7 separate regions of the Homo sapiens genome follow, and regions 1, 3, 4, 5, 6 and 7 are each linked to region 2. The links are chromatin contacts, found by Hi-C or POLR2A ChIA-PET in ENCODE. All regions are on one chromosome and are shown on one strand. The core of a region is the stretch at or near the end of the contact, and the rest is flanking DNA. Distances in the headings are between cores, read along the strand shown.

Region 1 (2,956 bases), core at 192-2,691, 6.6 Mb after region 2:
AATGATAAATGAAGAGAGGAAAGACCTTTTTTTTGTAATCTATTTGCAAAGGCAAGTGTCTGTTACTCTTAGGGGACAGCAGGCTACCCCGACACTTTTTTTTTAAACCATGTATCAAACGTTTCTTTTATTAACCTAAAAACATTTGACTCACACATTAAAATGCCAATCAGGTAATTTCCTCTATAGTGAATCAATTCTTTGCACAAGCTTTATTTTATAAAATATACTCAATTTTGACATTAAGACATTAGATTCTGGTATATGTTAAATCAAGTTCTAACATCTATAGTACATATTTATAATTTTCTTTGCAAAGACTGATAATGGAGTTACAAAACATTCTAAATTCTCATTTCGTTAGGTTTTGTCCGGTCTTAACATTTATTCCAACTGGATCATTACCAAGACCTGACCTCCTTTTTGATCTCCTGTGAGTACAAATTAAGCTGGGAGAAGTTTCTGGAGCACCACCCTCTGTGCATATGTGGAACAAGTAATTTGGTTCAGACGAAACAGAATTATGTGGAGTCCTCGGCAGGTGGGTTGAGAACTACGCAGGTAGGACTCACTACTGACCGGTCACCACGTCATCCCAAATCCTTTCAACCCAAGACTCTACCTGATGGGAGCCCCCAAGCCACTTACCAGAACCACAGACAACAAAAATGAAGAGAGCCAATAACCAGGGTCCTACAGACGCCTTCTCTTCGGGGGCATTTCTCTGCAAAAGCGAAAATCCACCATTTCAGATGCAGAGAAACCACTCGGACCCCAGGCTCCCACGCCTGCACGCCGGTCGCCGGCCCCCTCACCTCACAGGTCTCCCCTTCCGTTCCCGAGCCCCCACAGTCTGGCGGTTCGCAGACTCGGGCCCCTACCCCTCCACGGCACCAGCCCACGGTCGGCCGGATCCGGGAGAAAACGCGACGCGGCCCCAGGGACCCGGACTCAGCTCCGGCTGCGGAACGCAGAGGGGCGCCCGCTCTTTCCTTACCGAGGTCTTGGCGACGTTGCCGCGCTGGGTGATGTTCTTGCTGTGCTTCTCGTTGGCCATACGGATCCTTTGCTTGGCGACCATCTTCGCGGCGCCACCACCTGCCCCGGCCACCCCTCGGACTCGCTCACTCGCCTGCCTCCTCTGGAGCCGCTGCGAGGCTCGGCTCGTGGTGCCCGCGCCGCCGGAGCGCCGAGGTTCTCAGGCCAGACGCTAGCTACGGCCGCTGGGCCTGGGCGCCGCAAGCGCGAGGTCTGAGCACAAGCCGGGCGCCGGCCGCCGACTGACTGACCGAGCGGGGCAGGTGCGCAGGAGGAAGAGAACTGGCCGCCGGGTCGTTCTCGCGCCGCCGTCGCCGCCGCTTTGGCCGCCGCCGTGAGCGCGGAGTGAAAGAGGAAGGAAACGCAACGCAACAACGGGAATGTGCAGCCCGCCGCCTCGATCTACTTTGGGTTCGGCTGCCAACGTCAGCACTAGACGGACTCCGCCCCGCGGAAGTGCGCGCCCCTCCCGCTGGAGAAGGAGGGCGAAAGCAGGCGCACCCTCCCAAGCTCTGTCAAGCGTCGCCCTAGATTTGCGCGTGCGCGTTTGGGCGCCTTTTCCGCGTCACTCCGTAACCGGAAGTGAATTGGCCCCGAGGCTGATGGCTCCGGAAACACCAATTCGCTGTCTCCACGCATGAGGAGACGTGTAGGGGCCGGGTTCGGCCCTGGTGAACTCTCACCCGAGCGGTTTCTCTTTCCGGGACAACATGGCGCCGTCCACGCCGCTCTTGACAGGTGAGTTCTGAAGAAGCGAGGGACTCTCTTTCTTCAGACTAGTTTCTTATTTTTGTCTTTGCCTTTGAGAACTACCCGAGGAGCCGGGGAGTCTGATCTGCCTTTTCTTGTGGCTTGCGGAAAGGCCAGACTGTTGGCTTTCTTGATATAGCGTGGCAATCGGAAGTGAAGTCTCCGCCTCTGGGCTTTCGTATTCCCCCTCCCTTTCACCCATCCATCATTCTTGCCTGCGGATTCATCTTCTACAGAAATAGAAGAAGGGGGAGAAAAACAATGTGCTAGTTGAATTTGTGACACATGGGTCTGCAATACTGGTGTTACACGGGCCCTTGTGAAGTCATTTAGGTCTACAATAAGAACAAAGACAAACATGAGTTAGTCCTCTAGAATGATCACGCACTTTAAATACACCTGGACTTAAGTAATTCCAGATTCTGGCCTTCCTGCCTTAATGAGGTTTGTAGGACTGAATAGGGAGAGTGGAGCTGTAATGCAGGTTTCAAATGATGAAGGTGTGGTTGGGAGAGGGTGTAGCAGTGAGCATGATAGAGATATTCTAGCAACATTTGATTTTGAAATGGTTATGAGCATATTAGAAATAGAACATTAGAGGACTCTTGAAATTTTGAAGCTAAAGACTGTAGTGTTGGAGGAGATAATAAACTTAGATTGGAAAATGCTGGGGAAGTTGCTTTACTAGGGTGTGGCTAAGAGTCTGCATATGAGTATTACGTAAGGAAAAGAGAGTCGGGAAGGAAAAGAAGGTTTTGGTTAAGTTCTGATAACTATATAGAAGGAAAAAGTCATTAAGAGAAAGGTTGTCTGCATTTAAGGAGGGAGGCTATTCCCTCCCTTCCCCCCCGCGAAAGGAACCTTAAAACATTTTTGCACTTTTTGCCAGTCTACATTTCTATTTTTACATTTTAAAATCTTTGTTATTAAGCGCCATGCCCACTGATGCTCAGTCTGTCTTCTGCAGTTTAGTCATCATTTATCAAACGCCGAGTATAATCTTCTAGATAATATACCAGGCAAAGACTGTTTAAAAGGCAAAGTTACATAATAAATTTTTTTTTAGGTTTGTAAAGGTAGCTTGTTATTCACAATTTTTAATACTAAATGCTTATTTGAACTCTAATGAAAAAATTACATTCTAAAATCTGATAAATAACCCCTCCTT
Region 2 (2,987 bases), core at 404-2,903:
AGAAAGAAGAAATTTGTAGTTAAGTAATAACTTGCTTTGTTTACAATTCAGCAGCAGCAGCAGCCTCACAGCTGAACTACAGCACAGGTCTCCAGAACCATCACACCAAACTCCTTTTCCTAAGAAAATCTCACTTGAGCTTTTAACTCTATATTATATGGAGTTTGGGGATATTTGAAAGCAAGTTAAATAAAATTCCCACCAAAGGCGGCATAAGGCACTAGGCAGAAGTAGCCAAACTTAAGTACAGTAAGTCAATTTCTAGAAAGCTTTGAATATTATTTCAATTTGTCTGTCCGTATTCAATGCAAATCGTTACAAAATCACGTCTATTTTGAATTTATTAAATTTCTCAAAGTTTTTTTTTCAAAATCTGAGTTCTTATAAGAATTTGTAACAAATACCTGTTACAATTAAACAATACTGAAAGTATTGTTACTTTTGATAACCTGGTATAGATGTTTCTTATTAACCCGCTGTAGAGTTGATCTACACATGCCAGTTACCATGGTCTTCTAAAAGCACTGTTCAAGCCCTAAAATTAACTCAGTTAAGACTCAGTTGTTTAATAACGTATCAGGAACCACCTGTCCCTCAGACTAAAAATCACTTCTCATTTTAACTACTCTAGCACTAAAAGTGAATAGCATAATAATGTATCTACTAGCGCTACTGCTAAACAGTCCGGGTCCCCTGAAACTTATCCCTAAACACAGTGCTTTCGTGCGGCATCTGCGCCTTACTTTTGCAGTCTGGGGTGACTGAGTCAACGTGACCGTGCGGAGCACCAAGCAGCCCCGGGTCCCCATGGCTACCGCCAGGGCAACGCTTCGCGGCCCGCTCCTCAGGGACCCTCAGGGGCGGCACCGGGAAATCAGCTTTGCGGAGAGGAACCGCAGGGCTCCGGGGACGGGCTAGGGCAGCCGGCGGGCAGCAGAGGCAAGCCTGGCAAACTCTTCCCGGCTTCTTCGCGGCGCTTGGGGCAGACGTCCTGGCGACACCAGGCCGCGTCGGTTCCCCTTCATCCTATTTTCCCTTTAACACGGTGGCTTGAGAACTTTATTTTGTGCTCACTCAAGAAAATTTTAAATGATTTTACAGATACAACCCCAAAGATGAAGCTCCAACAAACCCGCCACTACTCGAGCCTTTCTCACCGTCTTCCTCACAGGCCCCACCCCCTACCGCGAGGAGCACGAGCTGAGGGGAACACAAGCCCCCGTCGGGCACTCCCCGGCCTCGCCCCACCCCCCAGGCGCGCACCCAACCCATATAAGGCGAGGGGAGGCAATCGCGCCAGCTCTGCCTCCGCCTCGCGCGCCGTCCAGAGGGAAGGATTTGCAATAGACTTCCTCAGTTCATTTCTTCTTATTCCCTCCTCCCTTAAAGGGCCGTTTCCACAATAGTGAAAGGAACGCACCAGTAAACCACAATAATCATAAAAGATGACTGTAATTAAGACTCTTTCTGAAACCAGAAACCGCGAGTTCATGCCCCCACCTCAAGAGCCCGAGCTTCCCCCTCTCTGAACCGCCCCCACACCCGCTCCCGCGAGCTCCCGCTTACGCTTTCCGGGCGGCGCGCGACGCGCTCGCTCCGCCCCTCTGGCCCCGCCCCCGGCTCCCCTTCTTGGTCTCAGGAGAGCCAGCGCGCACAAGCAAGGGTGTGCGGCTCTGAGACGTGCGTTGCTGCTTGTGGGTGTGAGACATCCTAGCTCCTCTTCCCCTTCCGTGAGTCCCTCCTTTCCTCGCAGACCCCACTTGTCGTGGCTGGCTGCCGCCGCAGCTCTTGTGCGAAGCCAGCAGTGCGCGTGCGCGCGGGCACGGGCGCGCGACCGTCGGGTCCCCGCGCTCCCTCCCCCTCCCGCTCCTCTATAACTTGGCTGGCGTGGAGGAGGCGCCGCCGGAGTCGGAGGGCGGGGAGCTAGGAGGAGGGAGCTCGAGAGTTGTGGAGACTAGTGACTGGGAGAAGTCGCAGCCCGCTCAGGCCCGCGCCTTCCCGCTCCCCGTCTTCCTCTCTCACACACCTACTCCGCCCTCCGCCCCAGCCCGCGCGCTAGCTCCTTCTCTCGCCCGGGGTTCCTGCCGGTAGCTCTCCGGGTCTTGGCGCGGCGGGGGCGCCCCGGGGGTGCCCTCGCCCTCCCGTTGCGGGCGGGCGGGCGGTATGTGGCGCCTGGTGCCCCCGAAGCTGGGCCGCCTGTCCCGCTCGCTGAAGCTGGCGGCGCTGGGCAGCCTGTTGGTGCTGATGGTGCTGCACTCGCCGTCGCTGCTCGCCTCTTGGCAGCGCAACGAACTGACCGACCGGCGCTTCCTGCAGCTCAATAAGTGCCCGGCGTGCTTCGGCACGAGCTGGTGCCGCCGCTTCCTCAACGGGCAGGTGGTATTCGAGGCGTGGGGCCGCTTGCGCCTGCTGGACTTCCTCAACGTGAAGAACGTGTACTTCGCGCAGTACGGCGAGCCCCGCGAGGGCGGCCGCCGCCGAGTGGTGCTCAAGCGCCTCGGCTCGCAGCGCGAGCTGGCGCAGCTCGACCAGAGCATCTGCAAGCGGGCCACCGGCCGGCCCCGCTGCGACCTGCTGCAGGCCATGCCCCGGACCGAGTTCGCGCGCCTCAACGGCGACGTGCGTCTGCTCACGCCCGAGGCGGTGGAGGGCTGGTCGGACCTGGTGCACTGCCCCTCGCAGCGCCTTCTCGACCGCCTGGTGCGCCGCTACGCGGAGACCAAGGACTCGGGCAGCTTCCTGCTTCGCAACCTCAAGGACTCGGAGCGCATGCAGCTGCTGCTGACCCTGGCCTTCAACCCCGAGCCGCTGGTGCTACAGGTAGGCGCGGAGCCAGGGCAGGGGGCGTCCTGGGAGGGGCCGCGCGTGGGAATCAGAGTCGGGAGAAGTGGCTCAGCCAGCGCTTGCCGCCAGTTCGGACTCGGCCGGGCTGGGCCAGGCTGCAGGCGTGGGAAGGGGCGTCTCCGGGGGAGCCCCGGGGCTGTGCA
Region 3 (2,839 bases), core at 79-2,578, 6.8 Mb after region 2:
TCCTTCCCAGTCTTTGGAAGGCTAGGAGAGAAAAAGGCGTGGCTTGCAGGGTTTTCTTCTAGCTAGAGGAAAACAGGCTGTAGGCGCCCTTTTTTTAGCTACAATCCCGAGAGCTCCCACGTGTCAGGGGTGCGCAGACGGTAGGCGCGGGGTGCAGGACTCCAATTATCAATTCAGCCGAGCCCAGCGCTGGTAAAGGGGGCGTTTAGCTCGCCCGTTTCCTCCCTCCTCAATCCCCACACAGTCAGTTTCTCGGTCCAAGTTTTACTGGTGCGGCCCAGCCCTACCGAGAGTACCCGAATACACGTCTGCAGAGGACGCGGGCATTGGGCCGGGTGAGCTACGATGTTCTAACGATCAGCAAATGCCAATTAATCTGTTAATTGTCTATTAACAATTATTACTCGGTAAATGTCAACCCAGACCTACACCCAAAGTGGGCTTGAGGGAGGGTGGACGAAGTGTAAACATTTTTTCTTTTTTTTTTTTAAATGAGAGATGCCGCCCGCCTCTCCGGGCCTGCGAGTGGGCTGGCGGATACCGGAGTCCCTGAGGTCACCGGCGGAGGTACGTGGGCTGTCCCTGGGCTTACCTTACAGGGAAACAGGACTGCCGAGGCCACCTTCTCCATAGCCAGGTTCCTGATGCTGGGCGTCAGGGCGCCCCTGCACGTCGGGCAGCAGCTCAACTTCTGGCGGCATTGGTTACACACCAGGTGCCCGGCCTGGCACTGCAGAATAGGAGGCAGGACATAGTCAAAGCAGACCGGACACTCGAAGAGCGAGGTCAGCTCGTGGTGCTGCGGGGACACCGGGCCGGCCCCGCCGCCGCCGCCGGGGCCCGAGATCACCGCCGCCGCGGCGGGCACCGCGGACGAGCCGGGGCCCGCAGCCGAGATGGTGGCGGCGGCCGGGGGCGCAGCCGGGGACGGAGTGTGCTGGGGCTGCGGCGGCGGCTGCTTGCTGCAGGGTTTATTAGCGCTGGGGCCGGTGGAGGACGGGCGGCTCATCGCGCTCCGAACCAACCATGGAACTGCGGGCGCCTGCCTGCCGCGGGGCCGCCCGGGTCAAGGCGGTGCGCGCCCCGCGGGCAGCGAGCTCCGAGGCAACGCCACGGCGCCCAGCCCAGGTCCGGGCGGCGGAGACGCTCGGCGCCCGGCAGGCGGAGGGCTGGACCGCGCTGATGCACTCCGCAGCCCCCGGCGTTCCGAGCACGCCTCCGCGTCGGACCCCGCGCGGTGCCCTCCTCCCGGCGGCGTCCCGGGCCCCGAACCCCAGCGGTGCGCAGAGCCCTGGCCCACCCGCTTCTGGAACAGCCGCTGACGCAAGCCCCGGGGGCGCGCGCGGACGTGACGCCTGGACACGTGTGCGGCCGCCCAGGCGCGCGGGGACTGGCAGAGCCACCCTGCGCCGGGGCGCTGGCTCCGCCCGGCTCCAGCTGGCAGCGCAGGGGGCCGCCTAGCGCCGGCGCTTCCTGCTCGGGCTGCGGGCCGGGCCTGCGCCAGTGAGCATGCCTGGCTCGCTGCAGCCCCGCGGGGTTGTCTTTTCTGGGTTGAGGAGGGGGGCTACTCTCGGGGAAGCGTCGCCGAAGTCCTCTGGCCACACCCCGGGGTGCCTGGCTGACGCGTCCCTCAGCTCAAACGAGAAAGGCAACTTCAGGCGGGGCGGGAGCGTGGACGGTGGGTGGGACCGGACGCGGGCGGGCAGGGGCGGGGCGCGGGCGCCCCTGCACTAGTCGGAAAAAACCGAGAGGTTTCTCTTCTCAGGGCTGAGTCACCAGCACGCAGGAGAAGAGGGCGAAGCGGCCACCCGCGTTCTGTGTTCGGAGTCAGGACGAGAAGCATTGGGTGGGAGCAGGGCGAGGGGCTCGAGTTGGGTCTGCAGCGGGCACAGGACCTAGTTTTGTACAGTTAACGGTGGGGTTGAGTAAAGAGGGGGGCGGTGGGGAGGATGTAAGCTCCCTTTATTCCTTTCCCAGCGGACCAGGAGGAAGCTTCGTTGAATTGAGCGCCCCTGGCTCGTATAGCAGGCCGAGGAGGGAGCTCATGGGCAGCGTTGGCTAAGAGTTCGAGATCATCTAGAAATGTCAGAAACGTAGGTTGGGTCGTGAGGTCTCTGAAGACAGTGGGTGAAACTCCAGTGTAAGGCGCTGCGTCCGCTTGGTAGAGAGCCGGCCGAAGTCCGAGTCTTTGTTGCGAGGCGTAGGGCCACCCTGCGCGCCCAGCAGAAGCGCTAGAGGGCACGGTTGCCCGGGGTGAACCGCATGTCCAAATGTAACTGTGTGCTCCGAGTTAAAATTGTTTTTCTGCAGACTTTGCTTGAGCCAACGATTCCGGAATTGGGGAAAGGGTTACCTTAGGTAGAAATCGGAAATTTATAGGAGACACAGAGGTAAGGACCAACTGTTAGGACTGAGTGAAAAATGGTTCCCTCCAACTGTAAAAGTGGAAAAAAAAATACCTATCTTATAGGTGGGGCAGTGAGGAGTAAATGAGTTTAATATATTTCAAGCTTTTAAAACAACCTCGCCCATCATAAGCACTGTTTAAACATTAGCTCTTATCTTTTAAAAATATTAGTGGATGTTTAAAATGAATGAATACAATTTGTCCAAGAAATATGGCGTAAGAGCCCAGAAGAAATAAAGTTTAATCTTACAAAGGGCTTCTGTAGAAAGAATACATGCATGGAATTGATGGAATTTGGTATAAATCTTGAAAAAACTTAATAGGTGTATTCAATCGTTCAGTAAATGTTTCCTGAGCATTTATCATGTGTCAGCTACTGTTGGAGCTCTGAGAATGGTTCTCATGCAGTTTACATTCTAGTAAGAGAGCAAG
Region 4 (3,144 bases), core at 172-2,671, 5.8 Mb before region 2:
ACCTAAATAATAAATGTTTGGTGCCACCCAGCCACCATAGGGTAACTCTTGCAAATGATTTGAGGCTTCATGGTTTCCCCCAATGAAGAGCGTGAGAACTGGAGCCTTTTTCTCTCCAGAGTAATACCTAGAACATAAGAGCAAAGTCAGTTACCACAATTAGGCATAGCAGAAAAGCAAATAAGTTCCGAAAAAAAAAAAGAAACTGAGTTCATCATAAAAAGTTAAAAAGCTCTTTCAAAAGGAATTGCCTGGGGCTGGGCGCGGTGGCTCCCTCCTGTAATCCCAGCACTTTTGATGGCCGACACAGGCGGATCCCCTGAGGTCAGGAGTTCGAGACCAACCTGGCCAATGTGGTGAAACCCCGTCTCTACTAAAAATGCAAAAATTAGCTGGGTGTAATCCCAGCTACTCGGGAGGCTGAGGTGGGAGAATCGCTTGAACCCAGGAGACGGAGGTTGCAGTGGGTCAATATCGCGGTACTGCACTCCAGCCTGGGCAACAAAGCGAAACTCTGTCTCAAGAAAAAAAAAAAAAAAAAAAAAAGGAATTGCCCAGTATCCATCCTTGCCCTTAGGAATGAAGAGCTTCCACCTTGAGCCTCAAGTCAGTGCCCGTTCAATTAAGTCAAGAACTGTTTCGAGTTCATTGCCATAACCTCATCTTCTAGAACCACAACAAGCACATAGCAGGGGCCCAGTAAAAACTTCAGGATCATTGAATGAACTAATTCCAGAGTCCTATCAAGTACAAGGTAGCTATCTAAACCTGTCAGCTTCTTCCTCCAGGTTATCCCCTCCCAGGCTTCGACACCCTTTGAAATGGATAAGATGTGTATGGAAAGAAGGAAAGTGACATTTCCTAAGCACCTAATGAGATAGGGTGCTAGTGAAACTGACATAATTTGGTACCTAACTGAATACAGTACCGAACTGAATACATTTCCCGCCTCCCACTACCTCACCCCTGTATTCAGTTAGGCACCAATTAGAGATACAGAGAGAACAAAGACAGGATCTAAGGGAAACAGGCAGCCAGTGGCAGAGGGAACCCAGTCCCACCCCCCCACCGCCAAGTCCGGGCCCGGCCGCGTCCTCACCTGTAGAAGGTTTGCATGTGACGATACTTGGGCGGCACGGCCATGCAGCGTAGATCCGCCTCGTTGCGCACCGCCTGGAAGTCGCCGCAGCACAGCAAGAGGTCGACAGGCCCCGGGCCGCGCCGCTCTGCCAGCGCCAGCGTCTCATAGATCTTATCCAGCTCGCCGTGGCAGCAGCCAGCCACAGCCACCCGCATTCTGCCGGCCTGAGGAGGTGAGCGCTGCCTGCAACGCCCTACACCACAGCCAGCCCAGGACCGACTGATCGCTCAGCTCCCGCCAACTTTAATAAGTATAGCCACCGCCTGGGTGTAGACTCCTGCAAAATAATTCACTTCCGGTTTCCAGATCTCGCGAGAGAGGGACCGGGAAGGTCAAACCTAATTCTGGGATCCCAGGGAACTTATTTTCTTTTTTTCCTTTTTTCTTTTTTTTTAATTATTGTTTTATGCAGTCAATATTTTTTTGTATATACATCCACAAATGTACTCTTTCCATCCTTACTCTTTTCTTCCTGGATTTCCATTTTTCTCTTTGGAATCATTTTTCTTCTGTCTGAAGAGCTCAGTTTAAGTTTTCCTGTTTGTTTAGTGTAGGCCGACGACAGATTAATTTTTTTCTAGATATTTGTTTGTTTAAAAATTTCTTTCCACTCTGGGGAAAATGGTGAAACCCTGTCTCTACTAAAAATACAAAAATTAGCTGGGCGCAGTAGCGCACGTCTGTAATCACAGCTACTTCAGAGGCTGAGGCAGGAGAATCCCTCAAACCCAGGAGACGGAGGTTGCAGTGACCTGAGATCGCGCCCCTGCACTCCAGCTTGGGCGACAGAGCGAGACTCCGTCTAAAAAAAAAAAAAAGAGACAAAAGAGAAAGAGAGAGAGAAGAAAAGAAAAGAAGCCAGTGTGCTGGCTCACACCTGTAATCCCAGCACTTTGGGAGGCAGAGGCGGGCGGCTCACGAGGTCAGGAGTTTGAGACCAGCATGGCCAACATGGTGAAACCCTGTCTCTACTAAAGATACAAAAAATTAGCTGGGCGTGGTGGCGCACACCTGTAATCCCAGCTACTTGGGAGGCTGGGGCAGGAGAATCGCTTGAACCCAGGAGGCAGAGGTTGCAGTGATCTGAGATCGTGCCATTGCACTCCAGCCTGGGTGACAGGGTGAGACTCCGTCTAAAAAAAAAAAAAAGAAAAAGAAAGAAAGAGATGTCTTTGTTTCACCTTAATTCATAAAGGGTGTGTTTACTGAGTACCGAATACCAGTTAAGCAGTGTGTGTGTGTGTGTGTGTGTGTGTGTGTGTGTGTGGTTTTTTTTTTACAAAGCATTTCAAAAATAGCATTCTATTATCTTCTGGCTTGCATTATCTTCTACTGAGAAGTCACCTATAAACTTAAGGTTTTTTTTCACTGAAAGTAATGTGGGTTTTTTGTTTGTTTGTTTGTTTTTTGTTTTTTTGAGACGGTCTCTCACTCTGTTGCCCAGGCTGGAGGCAGTGGCACGATCTCGGCTCACTGCAACCTCCGCCTCCCCAGTTCAAGCGATTCTCCTGCCTCAGCCTCCCAAGTAGCTGGGATTACAGGTGCACACCACCATGCCCAGCTAATTTTTTGCATTTTTAGTAGAGACAGGGTTTCACCATGGTGGCCAAGCTGGTTTCGAACTCCTGACCTCAAGTGATACGCCCACCTCGGCTTCCCGAAGTGCTAGGATTACAGGCGTTAGCCACCGCGCCCAGCCAGTAATGTGTCTTTTTCTTTGCTATTTACTGTTTTCTCTTTCTCTACTTTCTCTCCCTACTCCTTAAAGCTATTTTAATAAAATATATCTAGGTGGTTTTTTTTTTGAACTTTACTCATTTATGCTTTCTGAATCTATAGCTTGGTATCTTTTTTCAGTTTTGGAATATTCTTGGTCAGTATCTACTTAAATGTTGCTTTTTTTTCTGTCTTTTCCTACTCCTTTGGAATTTTTCCATGGTATTTTACCTATCTTTTATTTCTATTCCATAGTTCTCATTTTTATCAGTGTTTTATTTTGGATA
Region 5 (2,775 bases), core at 80-2,579, 6.4 Mb after region 2:
AGGGCATGGTTTCCACTAAAGTTAAAAGACCTAGCTCTATAAATTACAACTAAAGACCTAAAAAATTCTCTGCAAATTTAATTCTCAAAACATCTTTTGGGATAAAAAGTATTTCTATTCTTCAAAGATTAGAGAACCGAGTTCAACGATTTACTGATTTAAGTTATCATTATGTGATTGCTAACGCTGCAGTAGATATGAAATCACGATTTCCATTAAGACTTAGATTTTACCTAAATGACGACTGCTTTAGTATGTCAAAGTTTAGGAGCCCATCCCCATTTTTTTAAACTGCTTAAAAGAATGGCCTTAGCATGCCAAAGTTTAAGAGCCCATCCCCATTTTTTTTTAACTGCTTAAAAGAATGGCCTTACCATTTTCTTTGGCCAGGAACTAACTACAAGATGATAAATTTGCCAGTACTTTCTTTTCATAGTTGTTCTTTGCATTGGAACAGGAAAGGGTGCTTTATCACTCGTTACGGTTGTTCATGGCCCAATCCAAATCATATAATACGCTGGCTGCTACTAACAGTTTTAGAATAAACAAAAAGAAGAACTATAATGCAGTAGGTTCTACATTTATAAAGCCCATGAGCTGATTTCGTGCCGAAAGTAAAACAGTCTCAAGAGTTTAAATGAATCCTGGAATCACAGCAAATTCAGGAAATTTAGGAATATGTTGGTAACCCTTAAGCTTTTTAAAAACTGACTACACCCTGGGCAAGTAACCACCCCCTGATGCCGTTGTGGGAGACAGAATTTCTGGCAGGAAGATAATTTTCTGACTCAATCTGGCTTGCCGTTCTTGTTTAATCATCCCCATTTCTCTGAACATTTTACTCCTCTGACTACAATGGTCAACATTTATTTTCAGAAGTTTTAAAGTGATTTAGTTCTTCCAGCCGCACCTCTTTTTATCCCATCTAAGTCTTCCCCAGCCCCCATTCCTATCGCCCTCGTTTCACTAAGATTTTGCTAAACATTAGACACAAGCACATGACCTCCAGTCTTCCACTGTCTCGGAACAAACCGACATAAAAACATCTGATTAGTTCCATTGTAAGCTTCCCTAGGCTTAGAATTTAAAATGGTCTTTAGCTCGTCAATGCTTAAAGAACCTACAACACAAAATTTAAATTTTAAAAATTTTAAATAAAGAAACCGCTCCCTTTTTTAACCTTTAGCCCCGCCCATTGCCCCCCACCCCAGGTTCCACGCGAAACTGCAGGAAACCGGAGGGGGCGGAGCGGTGACGTCACGACGCCGGTGCGTCACGGAACGGCGGCGGCTGCGGCGCTGGCGGTGGCTGCGGCAGCGGCGGCATTTTAGTCGGCAGCGGCGGCGGCAGCGGGGCTGCTGCTCCTCCCAGCATCCCTGGCGCGGCCATTTCAGCCCCATCTTGGCCCAGCGGAGGGAGCTGCAGCCGCCGCTTCAGCAGTTTGAATTTCAGTTTCTTCGGGGTTTAGGAATTGGGCGCACCGAGGAGGAGCCGGAGAAGCCACCACCGCTACCTCACACAGCCGGGGCGCCTCCGGTCCCGTGCCAGCGGTCTGCCGCCGCCGCCCCTCTCTGAGAGAAGCCGCGAGGGGAGGCCGAGACCGCCGTCGCCGCCCGCCCGCAGGGGTGGTTCCCCCTGTAAGGGGAGGACCGAGCCGGCTTTCCCCTCCCCCAGAGCGGGTTTCCGCCTGAGGCAGTCGACATGTCCCTGGGGCTGAGCTCCGGCTAGAGCCGGGGAGGGAGGGCCGCCTGCCCGCGCCACAGCCCCACCGCCCGCCCGCGGACCTTCAGCCAGCTCCGGCCCGCGGCTCCCGGCTGAATTAGGCATCTCCGACTCCGGACTCGCCGCTCCTTCCCTCAGTCAGAGAGCCCAGCGCTGACGCCGGCACCGGCCTGAGGAGCCCGAGCGGGGCAGCACCGCCCCTCACGCCGCCGCCACCGCCTCCTCCTCCTCCTCTTCGCCCTCCCACTCCCACCCCCAGCCAAGGCCTGCTGACCGCGCCGAGCGCCGAGCTGGACTGACCACGGCTGCCCGGAGACGAGAGAGGAAGCAGCCGGCCCGCCCCTGGGTTCGCGCTCTCGCCGCCTCTGAGGGAATTGAATTGAGGCGCCGCGGCTGCGAGAGCTAAAAAGGAAGGAGGAGCCGCCGCGGGACTGAGACGGGGGCAGAGCCGAAGAGACCGACACAGAGAAGGAAACGAGGAGGAGGATGTCTCACCGGGCGGCCAGCGCCTGGATCAGCCCGTGACTCTTAACAGCGGCGGGCCTCAGACCCCAGCGCAGACTCGGACTTTGTCTTTGGGGGCCCGTGCTCTGCCCTCCCCGGTTTCCGACAGGACCCAGAGGAGCCGGCGTGCCTCTCTGCCCTCCAGCCTTCTTCACCATGTCCAAGATGCCGGCCAAGAAGAAGAGCTGCTTCCAGATCACCAGTGTCACCACGGCCCAGGTGGCCACTAGCATCACCGAGGACACCGAGAGCTTGGACGACCCGGACGAGTCACGCACAGAGGACGTCTCCTCCGAGATTTTCGACGTCTCTCGGGCCACGGATTATGGCCCTGAGGAGGTCTGCGAGCGCAGCTCTTCCGAAGAGACGCTTAACAATGTTGGGGATGCGGAGACTCCCGGGACCGTCTCCCCAAACCTCCTCCTAGATGGGCAGCTGGCAGCGGCGGCTGCTGCTCCCGCCAACGGAGGAGGAGTCGTTTCGGCCCGGAGCGTGTCTGGGGCGCTCGCCAGTACCCTGGCGGCGGCTGCCACTTCGGCCCCCGCCCCC
Region 6 (2,911 bases), core at 363-2,862, 6.6 Mb after region 2:
TCCTTCTTTTATTCGGACCTTGTGTCTTTCATTTAGTTTCTCAATTCATACAAAACTGCATCCAGGCCATCTCCAATAATTCTATACGACAAATGCTCCTTCTAACAACCCCACAATATCACCCCTTACCCCCAAATCTTTCTTCAGTTGAATCTCTCCCACTGTGGGTTCCCACGCCGCCCCTAATCTCGCTCGAAGCAGCCCTGAGAAACATCGCCTATTATCTCTCCATACCACCCCCAAAAATTTTCGCTGCCCCAACACTTTACCACTATTTTGTTTTATTTTTCTTATTAATATAAGAAGACAGGAATGTCAGGCCTCTGAGCCTAAGCTAAGCCATCATATCCCCAGTGACCTGCACATATACATCCAGATGGCCTGAAGCAACTGAAGATCCACAGAAGTGAAAATAGCCTTAACTGATAACATTCCACCATTGTGATTTGTTTCTGCCCCACCCTAACTGATCAATGTACTTTGTTGATCAGTAATCTCCCCCACCCTTAAGAAGGTTCTTTGTAATTCTCCCCACCCTTGAGAATGTACTTTGTGAGATCCAACCCCTGCCCCCAAAATATTGCTCTTAACTCCACCGCCTATCCCAAAACCTATAAGAACCAATGATAATCCCACCACCCTTTGCTGACTCCCTTTTCGGACTCGGCCCGCTTGCACCCAGGTGAAATAAACAGCTGTGTTGCTCACACAAAGCCTGTTTGGTAGTCTCTTCACACGGACATGTGAAACACTGTGGTCAATTTTTTTTCTTTTTAATAATAATTCTTTTTTAGAAATATGTGCTTAAATAATTGTAAGCCAGGCATAGTTGCCTGTGCCTGTATTCCTAACCACTTGGGAAGCTGAGGCAGGACTGCTTGAGCCCAGGGGTGTGAGGCTGCAGTAAGCTATGATCACGCCACTGAACTCCAGCCTGGGTGACAGTGAGACCGTGTTTAAAAATATATATATACAGATGAAATGATATGATGTCTGAGATTTGCTTCCAAATATGCCTAGGAAGGGAAGAAGTGTTTAGAGATATAGACAAATCAAGATTGTCAAAATGTATAGTAACTGTTAAAGCTTGCTAAGGTAGTTATTCTATTTTTGGATATGTTTGGAATTGTCCAAAGGTTTCCTAAAACTTATGTTTAATATTCTTTCAGGAGAAAGCAATATTGTAAGATCAAAGAAAAGGCCATAACAGCGCACCCAAAAAATTTCAGCATTACCATTCTGAGGGTCAGGAGTCTCCTCCCTTCCATCCGCCAACACTTGAATCAGGACTATAAAGTAGGTGTTTCCAAGTCTCAGGCAGGTAAATGGATAAATTGCAAAACTGGATGCAGAACTCACATCTGCCTCATACATAGGCCCTGTGACACCCCACCAGCTCCTTTGCTCCCTTTCTGCCTTTCTCATGCCGTCCCAGAGTCTTGCACACTACCAAGATGGTGGTGAGTCAGGACAGTGAAACAGGTCGGCTCTTCACTCCAGGAGTGTGCGCGGGCGCCGGGCCGCGCAGGCGCATTACTGCTCCCCTCCCCCGACCTTGGCTGATCGCGCCTGCGCAGTGGGGAGCAGCTCGCTCCTGGGCTTTGGGCTGGCTGCAGTCTGTCTGAGGGCGGCCGAAGTGGCTGGCTCATTTAAGATGAGGCTTCTGCTGCTTCTCCTAGTGGCGGCGTCTGCGATGGTCCGGAGCGAGGCCTCGGCCAATCTGGGCGGCGTGCCCAGCAAGAGATTAAAGATGCAGTACGCCACGGGGCCGCTGCTCAAGTTCCAGATTTGGTGAGTATGTGCACTGGGCCCCGGCCACCCCGCCGCGCCTCTGCTCGGCGCCATTGGCTACGCGAGGCCCCGGCTTCGCGGCCTAAATGGCCGCATCTTCGCTGGCCTCGTAGAACTGTGCCGGCGCCCTTCCACAGCCAGCCTTCTCGCGGCCCCTTAGCGCGGTCAGGCCGCCCTCCTTTTCCAGGTATAACTGCTCACTTGTTTTTTGCCTCCTAGAACAGTGGGAATGGGGAAGGAGGGCGCGAGAAGGTTAAACGCTGAAAGGCGAAGACTGGGGGACACCTGTTAGTACGGAGGACTGGTTGGCGGCGTCACGCCATAGCCACCCCGGCTGCCTGCGGAGATGGGGATGAGTAGGCGCCGCGTCGGCGGAGGAGCGCCAACCGTTTGTCAGTTCACTTTTTCTGCCCTCTTTTCCGGGGTAATGCCGGGCGGCTTCGCTGCCTGGCTAGATGAAGGTTAATTCGGGTCATTGGAGAGGATCCGGGAGTGACAGACGCCGTTTTTCTCCTGAACTTGCTGGGGGGACTGTTGAGTTTGCGAATGGGGCGTCTGACAGCTGGAGGGGGTGGAAGGAAGGTCTGGGGATGCTGGTTCTGTTTGCCATTTCCAAAGTGTCAGAAAAGGAGCACGTTGTTCTTCTAAACATTGACAGTTCGCTCGCATTCCCTCCTCACCTGCCTCCCAGGAGTTGCCTGCTCTGGCATCTCTTTCTACCTTTCAGTTGTCTTGTGTATCCAGCAGATCTCGGCAGTTTTCGACAGTGTTCTTTAAATGATTTTGTTTTTAACCTAATCGTTAGAAGCAGGGCAATGATGCATTTTATACGGTAAGTGGGGTTGCGGGTGGGGATTGAAAGGCTCTGAAGATGGGGGAAAAAACACCAAAATTGTAAAATTATAGAAATGAGAATCTTACACCTCCAAAGATGACATTTTCTCAGGATAAACCGACCATCCCAGAATAGCCAGATTAGTAAATCATCAGAGTCCGGATACATTGGAATGTTGGTGTTGGACATCATTCATTTAAAACCTTCTTTTAAGAACTTCATGTATTAGTATATTAAAGTTTTGATTTTCTACTTCTCCAACTAGCTTTTTACTTACTCACTGAA
Region 7 (3,036 bases), core at 524-3,023, 7.8 Mb before region 2:
TGCAAACACGCCACATGTGCCCACATGTGCATGTTTTGATCATGTTTAACCACTTTTAACCGCCGTAGGTACGTAATCAGCTCCCGCGGCAAAGGTTTAAGAAAAAAAAAAAAAAAGCCTTGTGCATGCATCTTACCCCCACTTAAACCACCACCACCAGATGAACCGAGGCGAATTAAACCATTTTGAACGTTAACGCCGCTGCACAAAGCGGTATGAAAGGGTTCTCTGCCTTTCTGAAACGCCGGGCAAAAGTCCCTCAGCAAGTTTCAAAACTAATGACCGTACAGCGCTGCACAAATAACAAAAGCTTAATACCAACCACCAGGCCGTCAACCCGCTCACGTTACCACTGCCCAGAAGGCTTTTAAAAACAAGCATTGAAAAGGGAACAATAAAAAGCGTCTCACCGCAAACACAGCACGAAAGGGACTGTCGGAAGTAAGGCAAGAGCCTGTTAATCTCAGTAAACGCCTTGGGGTCTCCGGGGTCGTAGTTGAGCACTAGGCGGCTCGCGGAAATGTAGAGAGCAGTAGCATTCACGGGGTTCATTGCAGACACTTCGACACCAATGGCTCCCGGTTGAAAAGAAATTCCGGATCCAACTTAGTAAGCAGCCAGGGAACGATGGCGAATTTGCAACAATTCGGAAGAAATCAGAGCCGAACCATTGGCCAAACAAGTAACCAAAATCCGTGCAAGTTTGTGGAGCTGAAACAATCCTCCCACACATGGGGCCTTGGCGCCCCTCCGTCCCTGAGACTTCCAGACCAAAAATATGAGAGAGAAACCAGCGTTCGAGTTCGTCCGGAGCGACCACAGAGCGCAGAACGCGGCGGCTTGGGCGCTCGGGGCGGGACTCGGAGCTCAGTCTAGCCCCGCGGCTCGGCAGGCGGCCTGCACTCGAGCTCCATCTCCGGACACGGAGGCGCCTCCTCAAGTCGAGCTGGCAGGCGCGGGAGCAGGCCCCGGCCCCGTCTGAGGCGCGGCACGCTTCTCCCGGGCTGCAGGGCCTCTTACTCCATCCCAGTACAGGGCGCGGAGGCGGCGGCGACGGCAAGGACGACGGTCGGGCAGCGGCTTCCCGGATCTAGTGCAAGACGCCGCGGCGGCGACGAAGGTTGATGTTGCGGCTGGCGGACGCCGCCGCCGCGCTCTCCATATCGGACGCGGGGCCCAGACTGCGCCCTGGCTCTCCGCCCCGTGGGTTGCAGCCCGCAGTTCCCCGAGGTGGCGAGGCGGGCGGGAGTCCTCAACCCGGAGGGGAAGGCCGGGGAGGAAGTGCGCGGGCCGCCGCCGGCGGGCGGGAGGGGGCGGGGGGCAAGCCCGGCCGGGCCGCGGCGGCGCCCCTCGCGCCTCAGTCGCACACTCCGGGGTCACCAGACTCAAGCGCCGCCCCCTCACTGCCCGGCCATTTTTTCGGCGCCACACACACAGACGACTCCTCCGCCGAGCACGACGGCCGCCGCCGCCCTCAGCACTCCCCGGCCGCGGAAGGCAAGCGCTCACACCGCCAGGCCCCGCCGCCGCCCAGCGCACACAGCAAGGCCCCGCCGCAGGCCCCTCCCCCGTGCCTCGCCGCCCTCACCCCGACTCCACGCGCCACTCCAGCTCGGTAGGGCCCGGGCTGCTGCGGCCTTAATGGATCCCGCGGGCTGTGTGGCGCCTCAGGCCTCTGCTGGCGGCGACGACGACCGTTACCCCAACGGGCAAAGCCACTGTCATCCCCGAGACTCCCCCGCCGCCGTCGTCGCTAGCGCTCGCACGCATGCGCAGAGCACACTCTCACCCCTCCCCCCTTTCCTCTCCCTTCGCTTCCCTTTTCCCTTGCTTCTCCTCTAACAACCCCCTCCACAGCCTCCCAGAGCTACCGGCTCACTCCACGCATGCGCAAGCTGCTACCTAGCTCCGCCGCCTTTCGCCCTTCCGCGTGCGCTTTGACCGCCCACCCAGAAAACCGGATAAACACATCAGCCTGCTCGCGCCAGTCCCTCACCGCTGCCAACCCACCCTGGGCTCACTGCGCATGCCTGGCTCTCCACTTCGACTCTCAGAATGGAGCATGCTCTCTGCGAGCCGACAGCTCTCTTCGCCCCTCCCCCACGTGCTCTCAAATTCCCTCTCCCAGGCATGTGGGCTGTGGTGAAACATTCGTTAGCTGGCACATCCTTCCCCAGTGTGGGCTGCAGGCTTCCCGCATTACACTGCTTCTGTGCCCGCCAACGCCGGGGCCCGACTTGGTAGCGCCATGTGGCGCTCTGCACTGGCCTGAACGCGGCCTCTCGTCCTGACTGACCGCGGTGTGAGGAAATAGCCGCGCCAGGCCCCAAGCCCCGCCCTCGCGGCCTTTCTCCTGGAACCGCTCATCCCGACCGCGGAAAGGGCGCAGCCTCGGCTGGCTGGCAGGCTCTCGCCGAGCCGGGAAGGCTGCAGTAGTCAACGTGGCTGCGCGCCCAGCAGGCGTGCGGACGGCTTTTGCCGGGTCGGGGCCGCGTTCCGCACCTCTCTGCGGTGGTTCGCAGTCAGAGGGCTCTAAGGCCCTGGCAGGCTGTATGTAAGCGTGGAGGCTCGAACCCACTGCCCCCTCCTACCCGTCGGACCCGCGCTGTTCCCACGGCCTCTGGCCCTTGGACTCGTGCGGCCTCACCTTCATGGGTGCCGATCAGGACTTCACCGAGCTCTCACCGGAACAGAGTCCTGTTTTAAAAACAAAACGAACTCCTTTTTTTTTTTTTTGAAAGACCTAGCTTTTTTAAAAGACCTAGCTCTTCTGTGTGAACAGATGTCTTGAAGAATGCGTGATCTTGCTCTAGAACAAACCCAAATCCTTGCAAATGTTTTGTTTTTTAAAACAAGCTTTTGCCTTTTGTTTTTGCAGGAGATCAAGGGCACTGGGATATAAATAAACAAAAGCCTGACTTAGTAGATGACTTCCCTCCCATCTCAAAGTACAAAACCTTTTTTTGAGTAGCACAAATAGTAACAGGCCATAGGAAGCATTTCTTATCTCTGTACACACCAAAGCTCCTCAGCATA

The links. Hi-C counts contacts between places; a loop is a spot of excess contacts on that map. ChIA-PET counts read pairs that join two places held with the same protein, here RNA polymerase II (POLR2A). Pooled maps may share reads with other maps.
Region 1: a loop to region 2 is called in a map of B cell, with 12 times the contacts of the local background. The contact joins the promoter of SERP1 here to the promoter of DIPK2A in region 2. A Hi-C loop is called at or near these places in 3 of 168 maps with a recorded cell type or tissue (B cell and naive thymus-derived CD4-positive, alpha-beta T cell), 1 of 37 single-sample maps with no recorded cell type and 13 of 50 pooled maps.
Region 3: a loop to region 2 is called in a map of OCI-LY7, with 18 times the contacts of the local background. The contact joins the promoter of SIAH2 here to the promoter of DIPK2A in region 2. A Hi-C loop is called at or near these places in 3 of 168 maps with a recorded cell type or tissue (CD4-positive, alpha-beta memory T cell, CD8-positive, alpha-beta T cell and OCI-LY7), 2 of 37 single-sample maps with no recorded cell type and 14 of 50 pooled maps. POLR2A ChIA-PET finds 5 or more read pairs at or near these places in 2 of 52 experiments (CD4-positive, alpha-beta T cell and naive thymus-derived CD8-positive, alpha-beta T cell).
Region 4: a loop to region 2 is called in a pooled map, with 7 times the contacts of the local background. The contact joins the promoter of DBR1 here to the promoter of DIPK2A in region 2. A Hi-C loop is called at or near these places in 3 of 168 maps with a recorded cell type or tissue (CD4-positive, alpha-beta memory T cell and naive thymus-derived CD4-positive, alpha-beta T cell) and 10 of 50 pooled maps.
Region 5: a loop to region 2 is called in a map of CD8-positive, alpha-beta T cell, with 18 times the contacts of the local background. The contact joins the promoter of TSC22D2 here to the promoter of DIPK2A in region 2. A Hi-C loop is called at or near these places in 3 of 168 maps with a recorded cell type or tissue (CD8-positive, alpha-beta T cell, K562 and OCI-LY7), 1 of 37 single-sample maps with no recorded cell type and 10 of 50 pooled maps. POLR2A ChIA-PET finds 5 or more read pairs at or near these places in 2 of 52 experiments (CD4-positive, alpha-beta T cell and CD4-positive, alpha-beta memory T cell).
Region 6: a map of B cell shows a loop between it and region 2 (14-fold over the local background). The contact joins the promoter of SELENOT here to the promoter of DIPK2A in region 2. A Hi-C loop is called at or near these places in 1 of 168 maps with a recorded cell type or tissue (B cell) and 11 of 50 pooled maps. POLR2A ChIA-PET finds 5 or more read pairs at or near these places in 1 of 52 experiments (naive thymus-derived CD4-positive, alpha-beta T cell).
Region 7: a loop to region 2 is called in a map of naive thymus-derived CD4-positive, alpha-beta T cell, with 14 times the contacts of the local background. The contact joins the promoter of MSL2 here to the promoter of DIPK2A in region 2. A Hi-C loop is called at or near these places in 1 of 168 maps with a recorded cell type or tissue (naive thymus-derived CD4-positive, alpha-beta T cell) and 5 of 50 pooled maps. POLR2A ChIA-PET finds 5 or more read pairs at or near these places in 3 of 52 experiments (CD4-positive, alpha-beta T cell, activated CD4-positive, alpha-beta T cell and naive thymus-derived CD4-positive, alpha-beta T cell).

The regions. Positions count from the first base shown.
Region 1 is chr3:150,545,055-150,548,010 of GRCh38, forward strand. SERP1 (stress associated endoplasmic reticulum protein 1) reads right to left here and starts at 1,442. Exons shown (of 3, transcript NM_014445.4): 1 at 998-1,442; 2 at 649-724. The coding sequence starts at 1,081. EIF2A (eukaryotic translation initiation factor 2A) reads left to right here and starts at 1,733. Exons shown (of 14, transcript NM_032025.5): 1 at 1,733-1,776. The coding sequence starts at 1,749. RefSeq lists enhancers at 953-1,583, 1,029-2,228, 1,501-2,040.
Region 2 is chr3:143,970,170-143,973,156 of GRCh38, forward strand. DIPK2A (divergent protein kinase domain 2A) reads left to right here and starts at 1,654. Exons shown (of 3, transcript NM_173552.5): 1 at 1,654-2,820. The coding sequence starts at 2,164. RefSeq lists enhancers at 960-1,540, 1,020-1,129, 1,400-1,489, 1,541-2,121 and silencers at 1,220-1,269, 1,600-2,249, 2,740-2,979.
Region 3 is chr3:150,761,841-150,764,679 of GRCh38, forward strand. SIAH2 (siah E3 ubiquitin protein ligase 2) reads right to left here and starts at 1,329. Exons shown (of 2, transcript NM_005067.7): 1 at 593-1,329. The coding sequence starts at 1,009. SIAH2-AS1 (SIAH2 and CLRN1 antisense RNA 1) reads left to right here and starts at 97. Exons shown (of 3, transcript NR_187306.1): 1 at 97-140; 2 at 499-567. RefSeq lists enhancers at 800-1,746, 2,265-2,324 and a silencer at 855-1,754.
Region 4 is chr3:138,173,500-138,176,643 of GRCh38, forward strand. DBR1 (debranching RNA lariats 1) reads right to left here and starts at 1,422. Exons shown (of 8, transcript NM_016216.4): 1 at 1,100-1,422; 2 at 3-127. The coding sequence starts at 1,296. RefSeq lists an enhancer at 1,128-1,337.
Region 5 is chr3:150,406,969-150,409,743 of GRCh38, forward strand. It overlaps TSC22D2 (TSC22 domain family member 2), which reads left to right and starts at 1,330. Exons shown (of 3, transcript NM_001303264.2): 1 at 1,330-2,775. The coding sequence starts at 2,383. RefSeq lists silencers at 1,421-2,020, 2,691-2,775 and an enhancer at 2,391-2,440.
Region 6 is chr3:150,601,709-150,604,619 of GRCh38, forward strand. It overlaps SELENOT (selenoprotein T), which reads left to right and starts at 1,613. Exons shown (of 6, transcript NM_016275.5): 1 at 1,613-1,791. The coding sequence starts at 1,655. It overlaps LOC124900547 (a long non-coding RNA gene), which reads right to left and starts at 1,475. Exons shown (of 2, transcript XR_007096128.1): 1 at 1,236-1,475. RefSeq lists enhancers at 1,402-1,481, 1,602-1,751, 1,724-2,497, 1,772-2,071.
Region 7 is chr3:136,194,562-136,197,597 of GRCh38, forward strand. It overlaps MSL2 (MSL complex subunit 2), which reads right to left and starts at 1,774. Exons shown (of 2, transcript NM_018133.4): 1 at 411-1,774. The coding sequence starts at 552. RefSeq lists enhancers at 562-631, 682-731, 731-1,477, 782-851, 1,478-2,224 and 2 more and a silencer at 1,192-1,581.